3 separate regions of the Homo sapiens genome follow, and all the other regions are linked to region 3. A link is a loop called in an ENCODE intact Hi-C map of the cell type or tissue named here. Cell type or tissue: left ventricle myocardium inferior. All regions are shown on one strand. Links, peaks and the distances in the headings refer to the core of each region. The heading gives the core; the rest is flanking DNA. Region 1 has its middle 120 kb from the start of ELOVL6. Region 2 has its middle 130 kb from the start of ENPEP. Region 3 overlaps ENPEP (glutamyl aminopeptidase).

Region 1 (7,525 bases), core at 778-5,777, 200 kb after region 3:
TCCACAATGTATGCATATTTCAAAACATCATGTTGTACCATAAATATATACAAATTTTCTTTATCAATTTTTAAAATTGATTTTTTTAAAGAATCATTGGAGGAAAGACAGTATCAGAGGTCTTTTTCTCTTAAATCTGATAGGGTGTATTTCCCAGTTTCCTCCCTTGACTTTGAGACTTTATAGAAAAGATACAATGATAATTTTCTGTTTTAATTTCCAGGATACAAGAGAATTTAGGAAGAAATATACAAATAAAAACACAGAGAAAAAGACGTCCTCTGAAATTCATCTCTTCTCTTTTACTGTCATTAACCACTTCCCATAAATCAGGCATTTTACCTCCTTCTCACCCAACAAGTCGAACCAGCCACTAAGTCCTGGACATTCTGCCTGCAGGATAGTCACTGTCCTTCTGCCCATCTCCACGTCTACTGCCAGTTCAAGTTCAGGCTCTTCCTATCCAGCCCAGGTTATAATAGCCTCTAGTTATATAATTTTCTCTAGTCCAGTCTTTGCTGTTTTGAGGTGTCCTACACTGATGGAAACGGATTATCAATTTCACATTCAAAAATTTTCAGAAGCTTTTTCTTGCCACTTTGATGGCTAATAGACATCCAAACTCAGTATGTCCAAAACTATGGCCCTGGCCTTTCCTTCCAAACTCTTACTTTCCATAACCTTTCTATTGCAGTTGATGGTAGACATCTCAAAATCAATGTGTTCAACTTGCAAGACCCAATTTATTTATTTATTTATTTATTTATTTATTTATTTATTTATTGATTTGAGACAGAGTCTCATTCTGTTGCCCAGGCTGGAATGCAATGGCGCGATCTCGGCTCACTGCAACCTCTGTCTCCTGGATTCAAGCAATTCTCCTGCCTCAGCCTCCCAGGTAGCTGGGATTACAGGCGTGCGCCACCAGGCCCGGCTAATTTTTTGTATTTTTAGTAGAAATGGGGTTTCACCATGTTGGTCAGGCTGGTCTCAAACTCCTGACCTCGTGATCCGCCTGCCTTGGCCTCCCAAAGTGCTGGGATTACAGGCGTGAGCCACCGCGCCCAGCCCACAACACCCAATTTGTGTTTCAAAACTCACTCCTCCCACAGTCTTCCCCGTCATTCCAGTTAATTGGGGGCAAAAGATTTCAAATCTTTCTTGACACCTCTCTTATCCCCACATCTAATATCCAATCCATCAGAAAAAAAAAAAAATCTGTCAACTCTAATGTCAAAATAAATAGCCAGAATCCAGCTACTTCCTGATACCTCCATTGTTATTTCCATTAATACCTGGTTTGAGCCACTCTGGGCTTTTGTCTGGACTGCTGTAATAGCCCCTTCTCTAGCTTCCCAACTTCTATGTTTGACCCTCTAAAGTCTACTATTCTTATCACAGGACTGCATGATCTTTTAAAAACATAAACCAGGCCAGACACGGTGGCTCATGCCTGTAATCCCAGCACTTTGGGAGGCCGAGGCAGGTGGATCACCTGAATTCAGGAGTTCAAAACCAGCCTGGCCAAACTGGTGAAACCCCATCTCTACTAAAAATATAAAAATTACCTTGGCATGGTGGCGGATGCCTGTAATCCCAGCTACTCGGGAGGCCGAGGCAGGAGAATCACTTGAACCCGAGAGGCGGATGTTGTAGTCAACCGAGATCATGTCATTGCACTCCAGCCTAGGCAACAGAGTGAGACTCCATCTCAAAAAAAAAAGAAGAAAAAAGCCATAAATCAGATTTTATTACTCCTTTGTTCAAGACTTGACAATGGCACTCGATTTCTTAGAATAGTTTGCAAAGCCTCCAGGATCTGCCCGCTATTTCACCTCTCTGACCTCATCTTCTCCTGCTCCCCTTCTCATTCACTCCACTGCAGCCACATTGACCATCTTGTTGAGTTCTCTAAACAAACCAAACATGCTCCCAAACTGAGGTCTTTGTAAAGTCTAGTCCCTCTGCAGGAACTCCTCTTTCCCTGGATATTTACCTAGCTAACTCCCTTACATCCTTTATATTTTTGTTGAAATGTCATCTCCTCAATGAATAAAATACCTTATACAAAATCAAACCCTCCCCACTGCCCAGGATGCCTGAGCCCCCTTACCATGCCCTGCCTTTATTTTTCCAAAGTGTCACTTACCCCCTTCTAACACACTGTACTATTTTCTTATTTATTATTTTTATTGTCTTTCTCTCCCTGATGCAATAGAAGCTCCACAAATACAGGGATCTTTGTCTTTTTTGTTCATGGATGTACACCAAGCAACCATAACTGTGCTGGATACATGTGAGCACTCAATTATTTTTTAGTGAACTGAATTAATTAAATGCCAAACAAGAATAAGCTTTCCAGGCATGGTAGGAAAACACCCACACAATAACTTCTAACACATTTTCCCATTTTAATCTACTTCAGTACTTTAATTTTTCTATGCTTCAAGCTGGTGTGCAGTGGCAGGATCTTGGCTCACTGCAACCTCCGCTTCCTGAGTTCAAGCTATTCTCGTGCCTCAGCCTCCTGAGTAGCTGGGATTACAGGCGCGCACTACTACGTCCGGCTAATTTTTCTATTTTTAGTAAAGACGGGGTTTCACCATGTTGGCCAGGCTGGTCTCGAACTCCTGACCTCAAGTGATCCACCCGCTTAAGCCTCCCAAAGTGCTGGGATTACAGGCATAAGCCACTGCGTTAGTTCTTTTTTATGAAAATAAAATACTAGGATAAAATATTCCTTCATTTAAAAGTTTTAACTCTGGGTCACCTGTCCAAGTTCCGATGCTAAAAAAGGAGACTGATGCCGCTGCCTTTCAGTGGTTTCCAAGGTGGTTGCTTGCACAATGGCTAAGTCAAGATGGAATAGCGCCATCTGCTGTCAGCCCTCTGATCTCAATGGAATTACTGATTTGGGCTGTTAGCTTCTTGAACTTTGTTATAATTCCCATGTTATCACACAAAAATTTTTTCTTTTTTTTTTTTTTTTGAGACAGAGTCTCGCTCTGTCACCCAGGCTGGAGTGCAGTGGCGCGATCTCGGCTCACTGCAACCTCCGCCTCCCAGGTTCAAGCGATTCTCCTGCCTCAGCCTCCAGACTAGCTGGGACTACAGGCACCTGCCACCAGGCCTGGCTAATTTTTTGTATTTTTAGTAGAGACGGGGTTTCACCGTGTTAGGCAGGATGGTCTCGATCTCCTGACCTCGTGATCTGCCTACCTCGGCCTTCCAAAGTGCTGGGATTACAGGTGTGAGCCACCGCACCCGGCCCTACTTTTTTCTTTTTGAGTCAGTGTCTCACTCTGTCGCCGAGACTGGAGTGCAGCAGCGTGATCATGGTTCATGGCAGCCTCGATCTCCTGCCGATCCTCCCACCTCAGCCTACCAAGTAGCTGAGACCACAGGGACACCATCACCATACTTGGCAATTTTTATTTTTTTGTAGAAATGAGGTCTTGCCATGTTGCCCAGGTTGGTCTTGAACACCTAACCTCAAACAGTTCTCCTGCCTGGGCCTCCGTAAGTGCTGGGATTACAGGCATGAGTCACTGAGCCTAGCTGCACACAAAATTTTTTAATCTGGCAATCTCAATTTTGTCTTTCTGTCTTTCCTCCTCCTCCTCCTCCTCCTTCTCTTCATCTTCTTCTTCTTCCTCTTCCTCTTCTTCTCTTTTTTCTTTCTTCTTCTTCTCCTTATCCTTCTTGCAAATTACATTACTACACTCACCTTTACAGTGATTTCAAGATTTCAACTGCTTTAGAGAAGTGAAATGACACAGTTAAGCAGTGGAAATACTTGGGCATGAATTACAATTCTCTGGCCTGGAATGCACCTCCTAGCAGGTTCACGTTAGTCAGTGGAGTGTTTCAAGATAATTCAAGTTATGAATGACTAAACGAGACGGACATTAGATCAAAGGGCCCCCAATGTTGCCAAGCACAAATGGTTTATTTTTCTTGAAAATGTCCTTGTGAATTTAGACAAAATTTTGTCTCCTTGAGCATACTATCCTTCAGGTGAACTAAATACCTTACCTCCATTTATTTATTTATTTAGAGACAGGGTCTGGCTCAGGTTGGAGTGCAGTGGCGTTACCTTGGCTCACTGCATGCAACCTCTGACTCCTGAGTTTACATGATCCTCCCACCTCAGCCTCCCAAGTAGCCGGGACTACAGGTATGCACCACCACACCTGCCTAGTCTTTGTATTTTTTGTAGAGATGGGGTTTTGCCATGTTGCCCAACCTGCTCTGGAACCCCAGCGCTCAAGTGATCTGCCTGTCTCAGTGTCCCCAAACACTGGGATTACAGGCATGAGCCACCTCACCTGACTGTATTTATTCTATACAAAGTAAGTTTGTAATTACTACCCAAAAAATTGTCTAACTGATATTATATAACTTAAATATAGAGTTTTATAATAATATAATAATATAATAACTTTTATAACTTAAATAAAAAAGAAAATAATTCATCCAGGGAAATGCAGTAAATTTCAGATCTCATCTCTGGAAACTTAAGGAAAGAGTTAAGGTAGTAATCCCAGTTTTTCTAGCATATTAGTCATTTGACATAATGTTTAACGGTCCTGAATAAAGATAATAGAACATTTCCTGCAGTAAAAATGTGCTTATGTCCTGATTTTTAGAAAGGTAGATGTCCTTTTTTTCCCCATAAGTGATTGCTATGTTCATTGCTTATCATAGAGTCTATTCAATAAAGGCAACATTAGTCTATCTGACTCTAAATGTCATTGGTTCATCCAACAAACATTTATTGGGGGACTACTCTGTGCCACACTCTGTTGTAGATGATGGTGATTTAACAGAATCCAAATCTGACAAATTCCCTGTCTTCAAGGAGCTCATGTTCCAGTTGTTGGTTGTTCATTCATTCCTTTTTTTTTTTTCAGCTAGGTTGGGAAGACTGACAATCCCTGCCCTCTTGTCAACTGGGGGAAAACAAACAGTAAGCATGATAATTTAAACATATAGTGTGTTGGCCGTGAGTGGTGGCTCACGCCTGTAATCCCAGCACTTTGGGAGGCCAAGGCAGGCAAATCACTTGAGGTCAGGAGTTAGAGACCAGCCTGGCCAACATGGTGAAACCCCATCTCTACTAAAAATACAAAAATTAGCTAGGTGTGATGGTAGGCACCTGTAATCCCAGCTGCTCGGGAGGCTGAGGCAGGAGAATCGTCTGAACCTGGCAGGTGGAGGTTGCAGTGAGCTGAGATTGTACCACTGCACTCCAGCCTGGGCAACAGAGTGAGAATCCATTTCCAAAAATAAAATAAAATAATTAGTTAAAACTATAGCATGTTGCATGGTGTTATGGGTTGAATTGTGTCCTCTCCAAATACCTATGTAGAAGTCTTATCCCTTAGAGCCTAAGAGAGTGACCTTATTCGGAAATAGGGTCATTGCAGGTTTCATTAGTTAAGGTAAGATGAGATCATATGGAGTAGGGTGGACTCCTAATCCAATATGACTAGTATCCTTATAAAAAGGGGAACTATGCACAGTGATACACGCACATAGGGAGATGCCATGTGAATATGAGGGCAGAGATCAGGGTGACGGGCCTACAAACCGGGAACACCAACATTGCCAACAAAGCCAGAAGCTAGAAGAGAGGCATGGACAGATTCTCTCTTAAACCTTCAGAAGGAACCAACCCTGCTAACGCTTTGATCTCATGCTGGTAGTCTGCAGAACTATGAGATGATATATTTCTGTTGTTCTAAGCCACCTCGTTTTTAGTACTTTGATACGGCAGTACTAGGAAACTAATACAATAGTGATGAGTTCTACACAGAAATAATTAAAGCAGGGAAAGAGGATATAGAGTGTGGCAGTTATGATTTAAAATGGAGTAAGCGACTGTCTTAATGGGGACAGAGTGTTTTCTTTTGGGGTGATAAAAAACATTTTAGAACTAGTTAGAAGTGATCGTTGTATAACATTGTCAATGTCCTACATACCACTAAGCTGTACACTTTAAAATAATTTTTTTTTTTTAAGACAGGGTCTGGCTCTGTCACCCATGCTGGAGTGCAGTGGTGCAATCTCAGCTCACTGCAACCTCCACCTCCTGGGCTCAGGTGATCCTCTCACCTCAGCCTCCCAAGTAGCTGGGACTACAGGCACACGCCACCAAAAATTAGCCACACCAGGCTAATTTTTGTATTTTTTTGTAAAGACAGGGTCTCAGTATGTTGCCCAGGCTGGTCTTGAACTCCTGAGATCAAGAAATTCACGCACCTCTGCCTCATAAAGTGCTAGGATTACAGGTGTGAGCCACCATGCCCAGCCTTAAAATAATTTTATGTTACATGAATTTTATCTCAATTTTTTAAAAAAATTGTGTCCAGGGAAGTCCTCTCTGGGAAGGTGAAATATTAGTAAAGACTTGAAGGTGTAAGCTCTATGAGGACAGAAGGTAATAATTCATATTCATATAGTAGGTACTCAGGAAATACGTGTTAAATGAGCAATAAATGAATGGAGAAGAGAAAGGACTCTATGCCTTTTAAAAGTGACTGACATTTTTAAAAATCTTTTTATTATGGGCACTATAAAGGATGGAACAATAAGGCCCTATGCATACATAACTTGTCTTCAACATTCATCAATATTTTGCCAATTTTTCTTATCTCTTTCCACACCAGTGTTTTTTGCTCCAGTGTTTTAAAGCGAATCCCAAACACCATACAATTTTACTTGTAAATACTTCATTGTGTTTCTTAAAAGATAAGCCTTTTGACTTACATATTTACAGAATCACTCTGGCAACTATGCTGGGAATTGATAGAAAAGGAGGAAAAGGTAAAGACTTAGGTAACTTCTGCCATCACACAGGTAAGAGACAAGGTGATAGCAATGAAAGGAGTGAGAAGCATTTGCTGGTGAATTGGATGTGGTAAAAGAGAGATGGATGCAAGGCTGATGCCAAGGTTTCTGAGCGGAGCAACTGGAAGAGTGGAATTGTCCTTAACCAAGATGAGAACCACTGTAGAGAAGCAGCTTTAGGTGGGCAGAAAATGAGGACAGGAGCTCAATAAGTTTCTCAAACAAAAATTTCTGGATCAAAAGGATGTTGGCACTAAATTTGAAGTGATTTCCACTTAGGATCCTTATTTGTTATGCAGTAGTGAGACTTCCCAACTGCATAGGAAGAGCTGATCTGTTTAGCCCAAAGGTACCAAAGCAATGCAGATTTCAGTGACTACATCATGGCCTGTTGAAAGCAGAAACAATAACTGGTCCTATATTTTATGTGACAGAGAGTGTTAATTATCTCCCAATACCTCTTCTCCACTTTTTCTATGGTGTTAAAGCAAACTAAATGTGGCCTGAAAAGGACTCCACACTTCTGTATTTGAATTCTTGTGGATAACCTGCAACCTAACTTAATAGGTAGACAAGCTTGAAAACCTAACTTGGGAGTATGAGCCTGTGACAACAGCTAAGTCTTGGCCAATCCCAGAGCCATACTTCAACTACTCATACACTGATAAGCGTT
Region 2 (7,525 bases), core at 884-5,883, 170 kb after region 3:
TGCAGGATGGTTGATTTAAAGCTTATGCGTTCTCTACTGTGTGAATCATACAGACAGTTATCTCTATAAGGGGCAATGCTGACTGGGCAGGTATTGATTTCAGAATTCCAAATAATGTCAGCTTTCTTAAATTATAGGATAGAAGTTATTGAAGTGGAGACTGATGCCTTTGTGGGATCAGAGGCCAAAGGACTCTAAAAAAAGGGGAAAAAAAGGAAAGACGGGGAGAGTTCTTTCAAAGAAAAACACTCTTGAGAAACAGAAAATTTGGTATCTAGTTCTATGCCAAGCCCAAATAAACATTTACTTTCCTACCATTGCAAAACTGCGTGGTTTCCGTAGAAGCTGTACATGATACTCATGAGAAAATGACTTTGTACTATAGCAAGTGTCATTTGTTTCATCAGATAACTGCAAGAAGTTGGGAGTTCTCACTAATCCCAAGTATAAACGGATAGCATAGCAGAGACCACCTCTCTGGCAATACAACTGATTTGTAATTCTCTCTTAGCCTTAGATGGCCTTTGTTTGCAGCTCGCTCCTTCTGAATTACCAGAGCAGTGAGCCATGATCTCAGAGACAGATCATTCTCTCTTCCCACCCACAATTTCTGATCCCCTAAACCTAACCTGAGTCTTCTCTTCCTAATCATAAGGTGGAACATCCTTTCCCAAGAGACTACTGACATATACTAAAGTTCACACAGGGCTCCAGTTGACTAACAAATTAATCTCATTTAGCACTTCACATGAATGGTGAAATCAATTGCATGTTTAGTGATGACAGTAAATCTCTACTCCCTATCCCATTGAAAGCTTTACCATAATGTCTGTCTGCGTTGGGGTTATACTTTCAACATCTGCTGTTGCTACACATAAAAGATGAAGTTCAAATGTGTGACACATTCATGAGTATACTTAAATAGGCTTCACATTATGTGAATGAATCTGTAGTTCTGAGCCTTTTTCTCCCATTCTATAAAGCATTCAAGAATGTGTGTGTGTGCGTGCGTGTGTGTGTGTGTGTGAGAGAGAGAAAGAGAGAGAGAGAGAGAGAGAGAGAGATAGAAAGGTAGTTGATACCTAATTTAATATTTTAAAAATGCTTTCTTATTCCACCACCCTCCAGAAATGACTCCCAGGATGTCGGAGAACTAACCCACCGGGGGCAATACTATCTCAGATGAAGCTACTGAATTACTAAATTTAAAAATAAACCACAGTTTTCCACTCAACCATAATGAATAAACTGTTACTGGACTTGCCCTTCAACAACTAAAAGAAATTCAAACTGGGAAAAATACATGAAGTGATTGTTTTTAGACATTGGCAGCCCACCACCATGCTTCCTAATGGAGGGATGCAAATGTGGTCAGCCTGACCATCAGCCCCCAGCTTGCTCTCTGGAGGGACTTTCCAGACTGAGGCACAATGAGGTGCCAGAGTGCTTCTGGCTGTCAAGGCATTCAAAGGCAAGGAGCAGGATCCCCCACGTCACCCCCTCTTCAGCATTTCAAATTCCACTGCCTTGAGGCCCTCTTCTCCTCTAACCTGGAATACTGATATTTCTCCCCAAATTTATATTCCTCTTTTCATTTTCACACCTGAAAATCCGTCCTTGAAATATAGATCAGATTGATTTTTTTCTAAAATATAAATGTGATTGCAATTCTTTCAGTTAAAATTATTAGGTGACTTTCTCTGCCTTTGGAATACATTAAAAATAGTAGCATGGAACATAAAATTTTAGTGGCCTGGCTTCTATATATTACTACTCCCATCTCAGAGTAAATAGATGGGAGCAGTAACTCTGCCTTGCTTCTCTACTTCCACATCTGACACTCCAATCTTACCAGTAGTTTCCTGAATAGGGCATTCTTTCACAAGCTCATGGCCAGCTTCATGGGCACACAACCTGTGTGGCCCAAGAGGACCCTGTGCTCACAAGGGCCCTGTATTTGGTTTAAGACTCTGCTGTCGCCATCTTGAAATACTCAATAATTTTTAACAAGGTGCCCCATATATTCATTTGGCACTGGGCTCCACAGGCACATGCGTACACACACACACACACACACACACACACACACACACACACACAGACACCTAGAATAAGACAAGACACATGGGGAATGGAATAGTGTGTGGGTGGAATATAAACAGCACCGGGGCACTTAGGTTTGAGTTTCAGCCCTATGAGATTTTAGCTCTTAACTTCTCTTAATCTGTTTCATTACCTGTAATGAGGATTCAAATACCACTCCTGCATACCACAATGGGCCTGTTAAAAGAATTGACTGAAATGATATAAAAGTTTGTAAAAAGTAAAATACAGTTAAGGGTTTTAATCATATCATCATCATCTTAATTGGTTTACTTGGTTCAGTTAATATCAACTAATCTTCATTTCCAGAAGGAAGTATTAAGCATGTCAGAGAAACTCATTATCTTTTATTCTCCACCAAAAACTAGGAGGGCTTTAATAGTGGATTTGTGAAGTTTGTATTCAAGAATTGCATGAGTTTAGAAAAAAATGTTTATAATACACTCCTCATAATATAAATGAGAATATCTTGGCTATTGTGTAAGGAAGAAATTATAGGTCAACTAAAGCAGAAATTATGAAAATATTTCACAATTGAATCATCTATTAATTTCTTTTGAAGAGGATGCCAGTTCCTGTGAAATGAACACACTCATGTTGCTGGAAGAAATGGAGAAACAAAATGTCGATCCATACAACAGAATATTATTCAGCAAGAAAAAGGAAAAAGCTACTGATACATGCTATATGATGAACCTGAAAAACAATGCAAAGAAAGAAGCCAGATGCAAAAGATCAGATATTTTATGATTCCATTAAATGAAATTTTTAGAAAAAGCAAATCCATAGAGATAGAAAGCGATCTGTGGTTGTCTGGGCCTGAGGTTGGGAGTGAAACTGATTGCAAATGGCACACAGCAACTTTTTGGAGTAATAGGAATGACCTAAACCCAGATTGCAATGATGGTTGCCCAGCTATATGAGCTTCCTAGAAATCATCTAATTATACAAACAGTGAGTGATTTCATAATTGTACCTCAATAAAGCCACTCAAAAAAGAAAATAAGAAGGGAAGGAAAGGGGGAAGAAAGGAAAGAAGGAAAAAAGACATGAGAAAGACAAAAGAAAATAAAAAGAAGAGAAAAACTCACTGCTATACAATGATCACTCCCAGCCCTAGCCCCACACTGCTTAGCGCCAGCTCTAATACCAGCTTTGTGATCTTGGCAAGTCGTTTTATAAATGAAAGCTTAAAACGCCTTCCACCAATCTTAAAGAAAAAATAAAACAGATTTTAAAATTGTTAATAGCTGTTGAAATGACCTCCCCTTCTCTTCATTAGAACTTCCTAGCTTCTTATTTTCACTAGGAAGAAAAAGATCATATCAAAATAAGCACCTCAGTTTGCAAACTAAAATTTTCTTTGGATATTCCTCCTTCTCTCTTGCAAGAAAATTTCTCATTCTGAATTCTTGAATCCATCATCTTTTTTTCATTTGTTTGCATCATCATTCTTCCCCTTTCTGTGAATCCTCCTTGACCTATAAATGTACTCAAACATCTCAAATTTAAAAACAAAACAAAACTCTATTTACTGTTCTTGAGCAGGGGTGGAATTTTTAATTACTAATTAGTCATACCTTAAATCTTCCTCCCTTGAGAATCACCAATAAGCTCCTGAATGCCAGATTCAGTAGTAGTTTCTCCAACCTCCTCAATAGTCTTTCTATAGCTCACATCTCCATAATGCAATATTTTTTTAAACCATTTACTTCTGGTACTGCTAGGGTTTTCTGGGTTATGTTGTTTTTCTCCTGCCTTTCCTACTTCTTCAGAGGCTAATTTTCATGCTTCATTTCTCTAGCTATTTTTAAATGGAGCTTTTCATCTAGGTTCAAACATGTGTGTTCCATACTATTCTATATCCTACACTCTACCCCCACCACCAGGCCTCTTTCATTTTTACAGTTTCAACCCCTGCCTCTAAGATTTTCAATCCTAACTTCTACCACCATCTCCAGTCCCACATTTTTAACTTCTTTCTGGATAACTCCACCTTTATGTATAACTTGCAACACAAACTTAACATGGCCGACTCCAACTCAAAAGCTTGTGCTCATTTCAATCTGCCATAATAACTCTTAAAAATATGTAAAATGTAATACTGGTTTCCATTTGTTGGAACTATAGTAGAATATGGAGATTTTGAAAAGAAAGGCAAGAGGGCTCAAGGTGAATATGGCCTTGAATAATTTATTCAGGGGAAGAACTAAACATCCTATAACATTGCAGGGAAAAAAGCAGGACTGTTGCCCACAATTTGATTTAATTATTACTTCAATTTAATTCCTTTTTAATAGGTTCTCTTGACTTGCCCTAATTCCATCCACCAAGTTGCACTCCTGGGCTTCCAGAATTTAGACTTAATTATTTGGGATGACCAAACTGAGAAAATTCTGCACTTGATTGTCTGCCAGTAGACCGTACCACTTGACTTGGTGATTCCTGTAACAGAATATTAATCTTGAAGAATTACCACCCTGATATTGGTCCATACTTGGGTGTGGCTCTAGTGTTACAGGATTTCATGAGTGCTGCTTTGTCAGCTGGAAATCTCTGTAGCCACCACTGCCTCTATCCGGCCTTGCTTGGGCCCACTGGGCTCACTCTACCTGCTCAGCCTTGCAGGTTGTGCTTGGCTCATGCCCACTCAGATCCCATTCCTGCCACAGCTCCACATTCAGCCCACTGCTGGACTGGGCATGCCGTGATCAGCTTCCATGGTGGGTGCCAGCATCTAGATGAGGGGAACATGGTGGCACCCAAAAACTCAGAGATGATAGCAACTGTGGTGCCCCAAAGGTGTTACAGCTCTTGCTCAAGGAGTCCCAACATCTGAGCCTCCAGAAATGTCACAGCTCTTTGTTCCTGCAGCTTGGTGAGGTGGTGGGGTGGGGGGTGTTACAGCTCTCTTTCTCCTGTGGTCCCATGAGCAGGAGCATGTTACAGCTCTTTTATTGCCATTGTCTGCAGCTCAGCAAGTTCTGGGCTCTTGTCTCACAACCAAGATGAATGATGTGCGTGGACATCACGGAGTGAGTAACGCAGAGAAGTATTTTATTGAGTGACAGAAGAAAAGCTCACAGCTGCAAGAGGGAACCCCAAAAGCAGACATAGCTGCCTGTGAGGCTGAGTCTGGGGTTTTTATGGGCTTAGAATGAGGGAGTGTGTGCTGATTGGTCCATGGGCAAGCTTGGAAAAAGCACAATTTGACTGGTTAAAAGACATTATCCAGAAGGAACCAATGGAGGGAGAAGGTAAGACAGGAATAGAAGTTCTCACTTCAGTCGTGGGCTCTATCCTGAACTAGCCTCTCAGTTTTCAAATTTTAAACTGGCTTTGGCTTGAAGGTCTGGTTTCACCAGGGACCCATCCCTGTCTGCCTAGGAATTTGTCTGTCTCATGTCACTATCACTACTACTGCAGCAAGCTGTGGAAGACAGAGTCAATAACCATAAAAGAGAGACTGCTAACACAGCCATTACTGAATATTCCATCATTGCCTTACAAGAGCAAACAAAAACTAAGACAGCCTCCTCACCAGATTTTGCCATCAATTACTTTAATTTCAGAAATCATTTGTATTTAAAATATGTTAGATTCAGGAGTGCTTTGGTGGTCCTTCAATTTCAGAGTATTTTTCATTCAGATTGAAATGTCACTAGCTTCTAACTGAATGACAGAAAAAGCTAAAGTGATCTGTCACTGGAAATTGCTCCTGAATTCTAAATATAAATCTTCTCTGATGTTAAAAGAAAAAATAAAGGCTTTCAGTAAAAATCTCACCAAAAATATTTTCCCTCTTTACTAAACACGTACACTTTAATTGACATTTTTAACTTTATTATAAAAAATGTCAGAATACACCTATCACCCAGATGTAACAATTATTATTTTTAACATTTGTTTCTATTTTTACTGACATCTTAAACCTTAATGTATCAGGGTACCACCCTAAAAGATATGGGCATTTTTCTACCTAACTATAATACTATTACTGTACCTAACTCAGTAATAATTTATTTTCAATAATAATTAATTTAGTATCCAATTCATATCCAAAATTACCTAAGGTCCTCAAAATATCTATCTATTTACAGTTGAATTTGTTCGAATTAGTATTAAAAGTACACCTATTACATCTAGTTTTTGCCTTTTAAGTCTCTTTTAATTCATAACACTTTTAATGTCTATAGTTTTCCATTTGAAGAAAGAGCTGCACTTTTTTATTACCATGTCTATAATTTCTTTCATTGAATGTTAACTTCTTCATTTGTGAAAATGATCATATCTGCGAATTATTTTCTGAAAAAATGACAGTAAGGTCTTCCATCTATAAATAAATTTATATCACACACCATGGCATATAAAGCCTAGCATAATTTTGAGGGTATGGTAAGATAAAAGGTCAGAAGCAATTCTATTATATGAAAATTTTTTCCTAACCACATGGTATCAGAGACCTTTAGAAGAGGTGGTAATGTAGAAAAACAAAAATCCATTTACTAAAGTTGATTTAAGAAAGCTGACACATTGGAGGGCATTTCTTCAGTTTTTGGAATTGTCATAAAGCATGTTATCAACATGAGTGTTAGAATTGCAAACACAGTCAATGCACAGAAAGGTCAAAGTAATTGTAATTTCCACCAACAATAGATGAGTTTATTTACCTAAAAATTTGATTTCTCCTCAGAAGTAAGCCAGGAAATGCCAGAAAATGAGAAAGAGAGGGACAGAAAGAGAGTAAGAGACAAGTATACATAACCTCAAAATATAGTCTTTACTCATGATCATTTTATTCAGATAAGAGCAGGAAGGTTCTAATCAGTGAGCCATGAAATTTGCATAAATTCCATAACACTTCTTTTACTAATCTAAGAAATTTAACAATAAAAAACCTTACACTAACCATCAGAGAAATGCAAATCAAAACCACAATGAGATACCATCTCACACTAGTCAGAATGACTATTATTAAGAAGTAAATATACAACAGATGCTGGTGAGGCTGCAGAGAAAAGGAAATGCTTCTATACTGTTGGTGGAAATGTAAATTAGTTCAGCCACTGTGGAAAGCAGTTTGGACATTTCTCAAAGAACTTAAAATAGAACTACCATGCAACCCAGCAAACCTATTACTGGGTATATACTCCCAAAGAAAATAAATCTTTCTACAGAAAAAGACACATTCTCAGTAAACTATCGCAAGGACAAAAAACCAAACACTACATGTTCTCACTCATAGGTGGGAATTGAACATTGAGAACACATGGACACAGGAAGGGGAACATCACACTCTGGGGACTGTTGTGGGATGGGGGGAGCAGGGAGGGATAGCATTAGGCGATATACCTAATGCTAAATGATGAGTTAATGGGTGCAGCACACCAGCATGGCACACGTATACATATGTAACTAACCT
Region 3 (7,525 bases), core at 1,554-6,553:
GTTATGTTGCCCAGGCTGAAGGGAGTTGTATTTTTGAAGTAAGTTTCTCTGCTGAGCAGAAGGTCTGACTGGGAGCTCTGCCTGTGTGTATGAGGGGTGCTGTCAGCTCCAGCCCACCCATCCTGCAAATAACATAATGAGGGAGGCTTTACTCTGAGAGTCTCAACCAAATGGAAATCCTTAGCTCTCCTCTACTGTTTTAGTCAATTTCTTTAGGAAACAAGCCCACTGTATTTTTTCCTGGAGCCATTGCCAGATTTCTGAGAGCTGTGTGCAGAGAAAGAAATGGTAGGTGGCGGAGAGAAAGTAGGGGTGAGGGGTGGGTCCAGCTGGCACAAATTGTCCTGAGACTAGACTTTCAATTCATTGTCCTATTTCCAGCCTCACTTCTCACTCTTACCCTTCAGTCTTCATGCTAACACTGTACCTAGAACCTGTCTAGGGATAGGGAAGTTCCCTTATTATTATCTGGTTGTATTTTCCTCAGTCTGTATTTCTCCTTCTGCTTTACTTCTTCAGAACTCTGTGACACTTACAGCCCCTCCCTTTATTTTCTTTATTCTTGTAGGTTTATTTCTTTAGGTAATTCCATTCCTCTCTTCAATATCTGTAAAGAACAGGATGCGGATGGATGTGCTCTGCCCACCATTTCAAACCTGGAAATCACTTGGCTATTTTTGAATTCCTTGTTCCCCTAAAGGCACTGTGGCTTTATACTTGTATATCACTCATCCATCATGTACTCAACAATAGGATATAAACAAATTACCAATATTTCTGCCAAATTTCTGTGTTTTTTTCAATGCATTATAGAGCCTTACCCAAGATCTGAAGGGGGCTGAGAAGGGTTAGCTCTTGGGTCCAACAAAAAGCGTTTCTGTGTGATGTTCTTGACACCGTTCACGTTAAGCACAGGATAACCCATCTGTCTGGTCCAGGTGTCCATTACTTCTTTCACTGGTAGCCTACTTGCCTAAGATTGAAAACAAAATGGAGATTAATTAATTAACAAATATGAGAAAATAAAAGGATAGAATAGTTAGATTAGAAAATGATTGGTAAGCCATTTGTAAATCAGACAAAGAAATATTTGGGGACATATACTCTTCCTTACCTCTTCCAGTGCTGCCCAAAAATCAGAAGTTTTTGCATTCTTGAATTGGTATTTTTCCAAGTACATCTGTGTGTAAAAAATAATCAGCATGTTAGAAGTCAATGTTTGCTTTTCTCATACTTTCACAAGATGAACTGAACCCCTGCTACTCAATTCTACCTCCATTGCGCAAAACCAGCCATAGATAACATGTACATGAATGAGCACGGCTGTTGCATTGATATTTGAATTCCATACAATGTTCATGTATCATAAAATATTCTTCTTCTTTTGATTTTTTTCAACTATTTAATAATGTGGAAACCATATTTAGTTTATGAGCCTTAAAAAAAATACATGGATGGTGGGCCAGATTTGGCCAGCAGACAGTAGCTTGCTGATCTCTGCTCTAAGGAAATAAATATACAACCTTTTGAATAATAATGATGATGATGGTGGTGGTGGTGGTGGTGGTGGATGAATTGGGGACATTATTCACTGTAAAGCATAAGTCTTCACTCTTCAAATATTTTAAAGTACAAGTCTTTTAGATTTAAGCTTCTTTTGGCAATTTTCTTTACAAAACCTCTTTCTATATGTGAGTTTTCAAATATAGTGTGATTTATCCCCAGAAAAAATTCCCAGTCTTCTAATCCCGTAACTGGGAGCCACTTGGAGTTTGCCAGTAAACTTTCCTAAGTTCCTGCTGTATCACTCCTCTGTTGCTTTCTAGAATTGTCCTGACTGAAAGTGGAGGTCTTTGATAGAAAATGGAACCATCTTCAGTGTTCTTAATGTTAACTTTGCACATATCATTTTCACTCTAAGTTGCTATAATTTTCAGTAGGTGCTGTACCTAAATCACGTTACCTCCTAAATTCCTCTTCTTTTCAGACATAGAGATAAAACAGTATTAGAAGGACTCCAAGAAGCCTGGAAGAGGGATGAAGCCACTTTGGAATGCTGCCTCCATATTTGTTCTTTTGGTTAATTCACTTCTTGGCACTACCACCAGAGGGCAGGCAAAGGAAGGGAGAAGCAGCAATCACTTTTAGGTATTCATTACAGAAAGTTGCACAAATCATTCATCATATCTTAATAAAATAATTGAATATTTGGTAAATCAAATGTCTAATATTTTTAAATAATAATAATTGAATACTTGGCATAGTAATAGTTATAACCATAGCTGTGTTTTGATGACAATTTCTATTGAATATCTTTTAAAATTAATTTAGAGGAGTTTGACTACTACAAGGTCTTGAGCTTAGAACCATGCAATCGTGGAACTGGAAGGGACTTTAAATATTATTTAATAAAGCTCCCACATTTTGAGGTGAAGGAAACTGCTCTCCCTAACTACCTGGGTGCCTTCAGAGGTGAAGAGATTTGCCTGAGATTATGATGAGGAGAATTCTGAACCCTGGATCAGTGTGTGTGGTTTTCATCACTGTTATTGTTGTTACTGCTTTTAAAATTGCAGTTTCTTGCTTCTCATGAACCACAGGCTGAATGGAAATTTATGTAATCAGCATATTAAAAGGTACTAATTTTATATTGTCTAGATTAGTGCTTTTGAATATTCTATATTAAGACACTTCCCTCTTCACCTTGAATAATCATGTAATCATTCAAGTCAAAATTACACGATGACCTAGGTCACAGTTCATTATTAGTTGGAATCAGTGAGCACAAAAGGAAACGAACAATGTTTCTGTTACTAGTATCCCAAGAAGGGAAAAGACATTTTCCAGCTGACCCATTCCTGTCTTATTGACAGTACTACTGATACTAGAAGAAAAAGAAAGGAAGAATATATTCTCGGTTTCTATTTCATGACCACATATTGTTATGAATGTCCCCTTCTCTATTACATCTTTTATGTACATGTATAGCCTTAAAGATTTTCCAGTTGATAATTTTGCTCTTATTTCCCCCATCCTGCACCTATTTTGCTGTTTGAGGTTGAGTTTGGGGCAAGGTGATGAGCATGAAAGAGAATAGACAAATGGCCAGCCCCAGATTTAGTTCCACACCAGGTTAGCTAATAAAGAGTCACTTTGGGCAGAAAGTTAGTATTTGCAACAGAAATACCTTGAACTCCCATTCATAGCCTGTGGGATTTCAGGGCAACAATCATAGAGTGATGATGACAACTCAAGGAGGATATTGTTGGGATGCTCAAACTATGTGAACTATGGAACTATGTTCCAGTTGGTCTGAGGGTTTATTGGATGTGGTCCATATCGATCATATACTATTTTCAGATATTAGCTAGTGTTTGAAGATTGAAGGAAAAGGGTGTTTGGGTGTTTTGTGTAAATTCATTCCATAGCACTATAATGGCATGAAATATTAATATCTATTCTTCATAGTTCAGTTTTTAGCACCATCTGTGATCACAGTTAAAGGAAGACTTTTAACTTAAGAATTATTAATTTTAGACAAAACCGGTTTTTTAAATTAATTATAACATAGATACTAGGTTAAAGGAAATATGAGAGTTTTATGGAATTATTAGGATAGCTATTCATTTTCAAGGAATCTTAGTACTTCTCTATCAAAGTCAATATGAAAGATTATTTAATTTGAAGCCAGCTCTGAAGATGCCAAAATTGTTATTTATTAATTACAATTTAATTTAGAATCAAAACTATACAAACTGAATTTTAACTTAATTTTTGAAAATGAATCTTCTTTATTTCTATGTCCTGTATAATTTATTATAGGCTATTCACTCATTCATTCATTTAACAAACATTTTCAGGATGACGTAACATGTGTAATTAAACTAGGCCCTGCAGTATGGGTAAAGATATAGAAGACAGAGTCCCTGATTAAAGATGCTTACAATGGGCAGGGCACAGTGGTTCATGGCTGTAATCCCAGCACTTTGGGAGGCCGAGGCGGGCGGATCTCTTGAGCTCACAAGTTCAAGACCAGCCTGGGCAACGTGGCGACACCCCGTCTCTACTAAAAATATAAAAATTAGCCGGGTGTGGTGGTGCCTGTAATTCCAGCTACTCGGGAGACTGAGACATGAGAATCGCTTGAACCCGGGAGGCAGAGGTTGCAATGAGCCAAGATCACGCCACTGCACTCCAGCCTTGGCGACAGAGCGAGACTCTGTCTCAATAACAATAATAATAATAATAATGCTTACAGTGAGGGAATATATGATAACATTTGAGTTTGAAACTTATGGAAAAGTTACAAGATGTTCTCATGATGCAGAAGCACAAGCACATAGCTTCTCTCTTTGCACCTAATGTCTCTACAAAATATTTTACTAATAGACAAAGGGTTAAAATATACTGATATACTTCCAAATATTTCCGAAATCTTGACTTTATTTCTTACTTTAATAATCACCTAGATGTTTCACTATTGGGTAGAAGGGGGCCGTTTTCTTTTAGAGTAGTGTAGAGAGGGCTAAATGCCACATAAGAAGGCTTGATGGGAGTGAGATCTATGTGAATGGTGACCTTCTCCTGGGGAATCACATACAGAAGAAGTACTTTCTGTGGCAGCCAGCAGGGGGCATTTCTCCAACCTGTTTTCTGCTCTCTGGGATGAATACCGTCAGCACTGCTACTCCTGACTACCTGGGTTATCGCAGCAGGCAGGATGTAGGTGGAAGGGAAAGAGTAGGAAGAGAACTTCATTTCTAGGCTGGAATGGGGCCAACCTGCAGAGACGGCAGTTATAGGGACACATTGTAGCTACTTTGATAAAATTAAAAATAAAAACAAACCTGGGACGATTGGCTTAGGGTCTGTTAGAAAAACGAAAATGAAACAGAAACATCTCCTGGAATAATACGCTTAAGTGGGATGTGTGAAATGTTTCAGAAAGTTTATTGTCATTTCTGTTACCAAAAGGAAGCAAGCCTCTTTATTCACTGACTCCATTGTAATAAGCATACTAATATTGATCTTTTCTAATCTAATAATAAGGGAAAAGTCTTGTACTCAGTATAAGGAATGACCTTTATAGATAAATTTAGATGTTTATATCATGTTGCTATGGAAAGAATCGTATTCCCTGAAATTCATATAAGCCCTAACCCCCAGTGTGATAGTATTTAGAAACGAAGCCTTTGGGAGCTGTCACATTTAGATGATATCGTGAGGCTGGGACTCTTATGGTGGAACCAGTATCCTTATAAGAGACACCAGAGTGCTCTCTCTCTCTCCCTCTCTCTCTCTCTGCTATGAGGACACAGTGGGAAGTCTACCATCTGCAAGCCCGGAAGAGAGGCTTCACCAGAAACGGAATCAGCCAGCACTTTGATCTTGGACTTTCCAGCCTCCATAACTGCAAGAAAAATGCATTTCTATTGTTTAAGCCACCCAGTCTATGGTATTTCCTTATGGCAGCCCAAGCTGACTAAGACACATGTAAGGAGTTTCAAAAATAACTAAGTAATCTGTTTCAACTTCTCCATGAGACTTCTGCTAAATGATCATTACAGATACAATGTAGGTACTCAATTGGATGTAAAATCATGTTTTTATCTTTTGCTATATTATCTATGCCTCAGTAAAGAGATTAAAAAGGAAATTATCCTTGATTAATCACATATCTTAACATTCACCAGCCACATATCAATGTAGTTTAATTTTGATATCACTAAAAGTAATAAATCATACCTGACATCCTTTTTGAAAATTCTCTGGTTTTATCCAGTCTTCAAGCATTCTCAAAATAGAAGATCCCTACAATGGGGATAAAAAGACAAATGAAACTAATAAAGGCTATGTAAGGAACAATGATCAGTTATTACTCTTGCAACTAGTATTTCATGATCATATTTGTGAGATTAGTTCCTCAAGATGATTCTGCTAAATTATATGGCTCTATGATTTTAGGATGAAAATACCACTTGGCACAGTCCCTGTATCTATGCATCTAAAATAACTAAAAGGTAAAGAGAAATTGCTAAAATGGCCATCATTTCAGGGACTTCAGATTCAAATAATTATTGCACTTCCCCAAATAAACCAGCAGATGGGGCTTTCTTAATGAAAGAGAAATAGTCTAAAAAATCACATTCTTTGATGAATGAGGAAAGTAGTTTCAGGGTAAAATTCTGCCAACTTATTAAATATATTTTCATATTTGAAAATAAGAATTATATTTAGCAGAGGGAAGTAGATAGTCAAGGAATTATCTGGTCAAATAGCTTAATATACATGGATACATAATTTAGGCATATAATCTTTCTCTTCTCAGTAGTCTATCTCATTTGCTTTCCTTTCATCTGAAGAATCTGATGAACATCTTGGCTCTGTACTTTCTTTTTATGTGTTATAAGGTTAGTACTGAAATGCACAATTTGTAATATTTTAAATCAATTTTCAAGTAACTGAATGAAAAAAGAACACTGCCCCCACTTAAATTAGTAATTTTTATTGTAAGTTATTAAGCATTCTAAATTAATTTTATACCTATTTAGAAAGCTAAAGGCCTAGAAACATTTATTTATCTTGGACATAATATCTTAAACCTGAGGAGTATCTAGGACTAAGGGGAAAAATGATTGAATAAATTTAAACTTCTCCCATGTGAATAATTAGAATAGGCTATAAGTGGATTCGAAATTTTCATTTCGACATAAAGATAAAAGGAATCATTCATAATATCAAAGAAAAATGAATACAAGAAGGCTGAACATACACCATGGGAATCATATGAGAGGGAAAGTCAAAAATATGATGCTAAGAATTTCAAATGCTAATACATAGAAGCTTTTTCACTCAAGTATTCATTTTAATAATTATAATATTTTTGACTCAAATAAGACTTTAGGTATTACTCAGGATAACAAAATGTATTAGCATGCAGTAGCTTCTAAGCATCTCAGTGTAGTGGGAAACCCATGAGAAGCTGAAGTAGAAAATGACTAAAATAAAATTTAAATTATGTTACATACAGATGTGGAATATGTTTGAAGGAGAGACTATATGAAATATTGTGGGACAGAATGTGTCACATAAATCTTGGAGTTACAGATTTCCAGCAACTTTTCATAAAATATTAGTGAAGAAAAAATCCTCACCTACAATATGCTAACAAATTCATCTTTACATCTTCTAAAAAGGAATAAAAGTATTTCCTTCTGAGTTGGATTTAAATGTTTATTGCAGGCATTAAAATGTTCTACTAGGAAAGCTGTGCACATATACAGCATTTCTTGTTGACCACATAGAAGAAAAAGATTTATTGTCTTTTAAAAAATCAAATAAAACAATTTGAAATGTGATGCTTCAAGTCTAAATATTAAATTATCAGAATGAAAATAATTATATACAAATGTGTAAAGAGAAATTCTTAAAAATCTCTTTTAAAATTCTGTGACAATGACCAGCACTAAATTATACTGAAAAGTACAAACTATTGAATATTCAGCACTCAGAATAACTTCTACAC

Evidence for each region. Peaks named below come from ENCODE experiments on the same cell type or tissue, not always from the same donor. Only the 100,000 strongest peaks of a DNase experiment are listed, where the experiment ranks them.
Region 1: a loop joins it to region 3, with 3 times the contacts of the local background. A loop is called at or near these places in 70 of 110 quality-filtered maps.
Region 2: a loop joins it to region 3, with 2.2 times the contacts of the local background. A loop is called at or near these places in 47 of 110 quality-filtered maps.

Annotation. Positions count from the first base shown.
Region 1 is chr4:110,311,004-110,318,528 of GRCh38, reverse strand. No RefSeq gene overlaps it. Among named protein-coding and RNA genes, the nearest start is that of ELOVL6, 120 kb to the right of the region's middle. RefSeq lists silencers at 2,742-3,036, 7,474-7,525. In left ventricle myocardium inferior, for the core only: a CTCF peak has its summit at 2,869 (motif pointing left); a DNase peak (open chromatin) is centred at 2,858.
Region 2 is chr4:110,340,817-110,348,341 of GRCh38, reverse strand. No RefSeq gene overlaps it. Among named protein-coding and RNA genes, the nearest start is that of ENPEP, 130 kb to the left of the region's middle. In left ventricle myocardium inferior, for the core only: a CTCF peak has its summit at 3,994; no DNase peak of the experiment used is centred there; H3K27me3 peaks cover 430 bases.
Region 3 is chr4:110,513,663-110,521,187 of GRCh38, reverse strand. ENPEP (glutamyl aminopeptidase) reads right to left here. Exons shown (of 20, transcript NM_001977.4): 8 at 5,746-5,811; 9 at 1,115-1,180; 10 at 822-973. Among named protein-coding and RNA genes, the nearest start is that of ENPEP, 41 kb to the right of the region's middle. RefSeq lists an enhancer at 6,086-6,255. In left ventricle myocardium inferior, for the core only: CTCF peaks have their summits at 1,911, 2,110 (motif pointing right), 4,626 (motif pointing right), 6,106 and 2 weaker places; a DNase peak (open chromatin) is centred at 4,647; H3K4me3 peaks cover 993 bases; H3K27ac peaks cover 622 bases.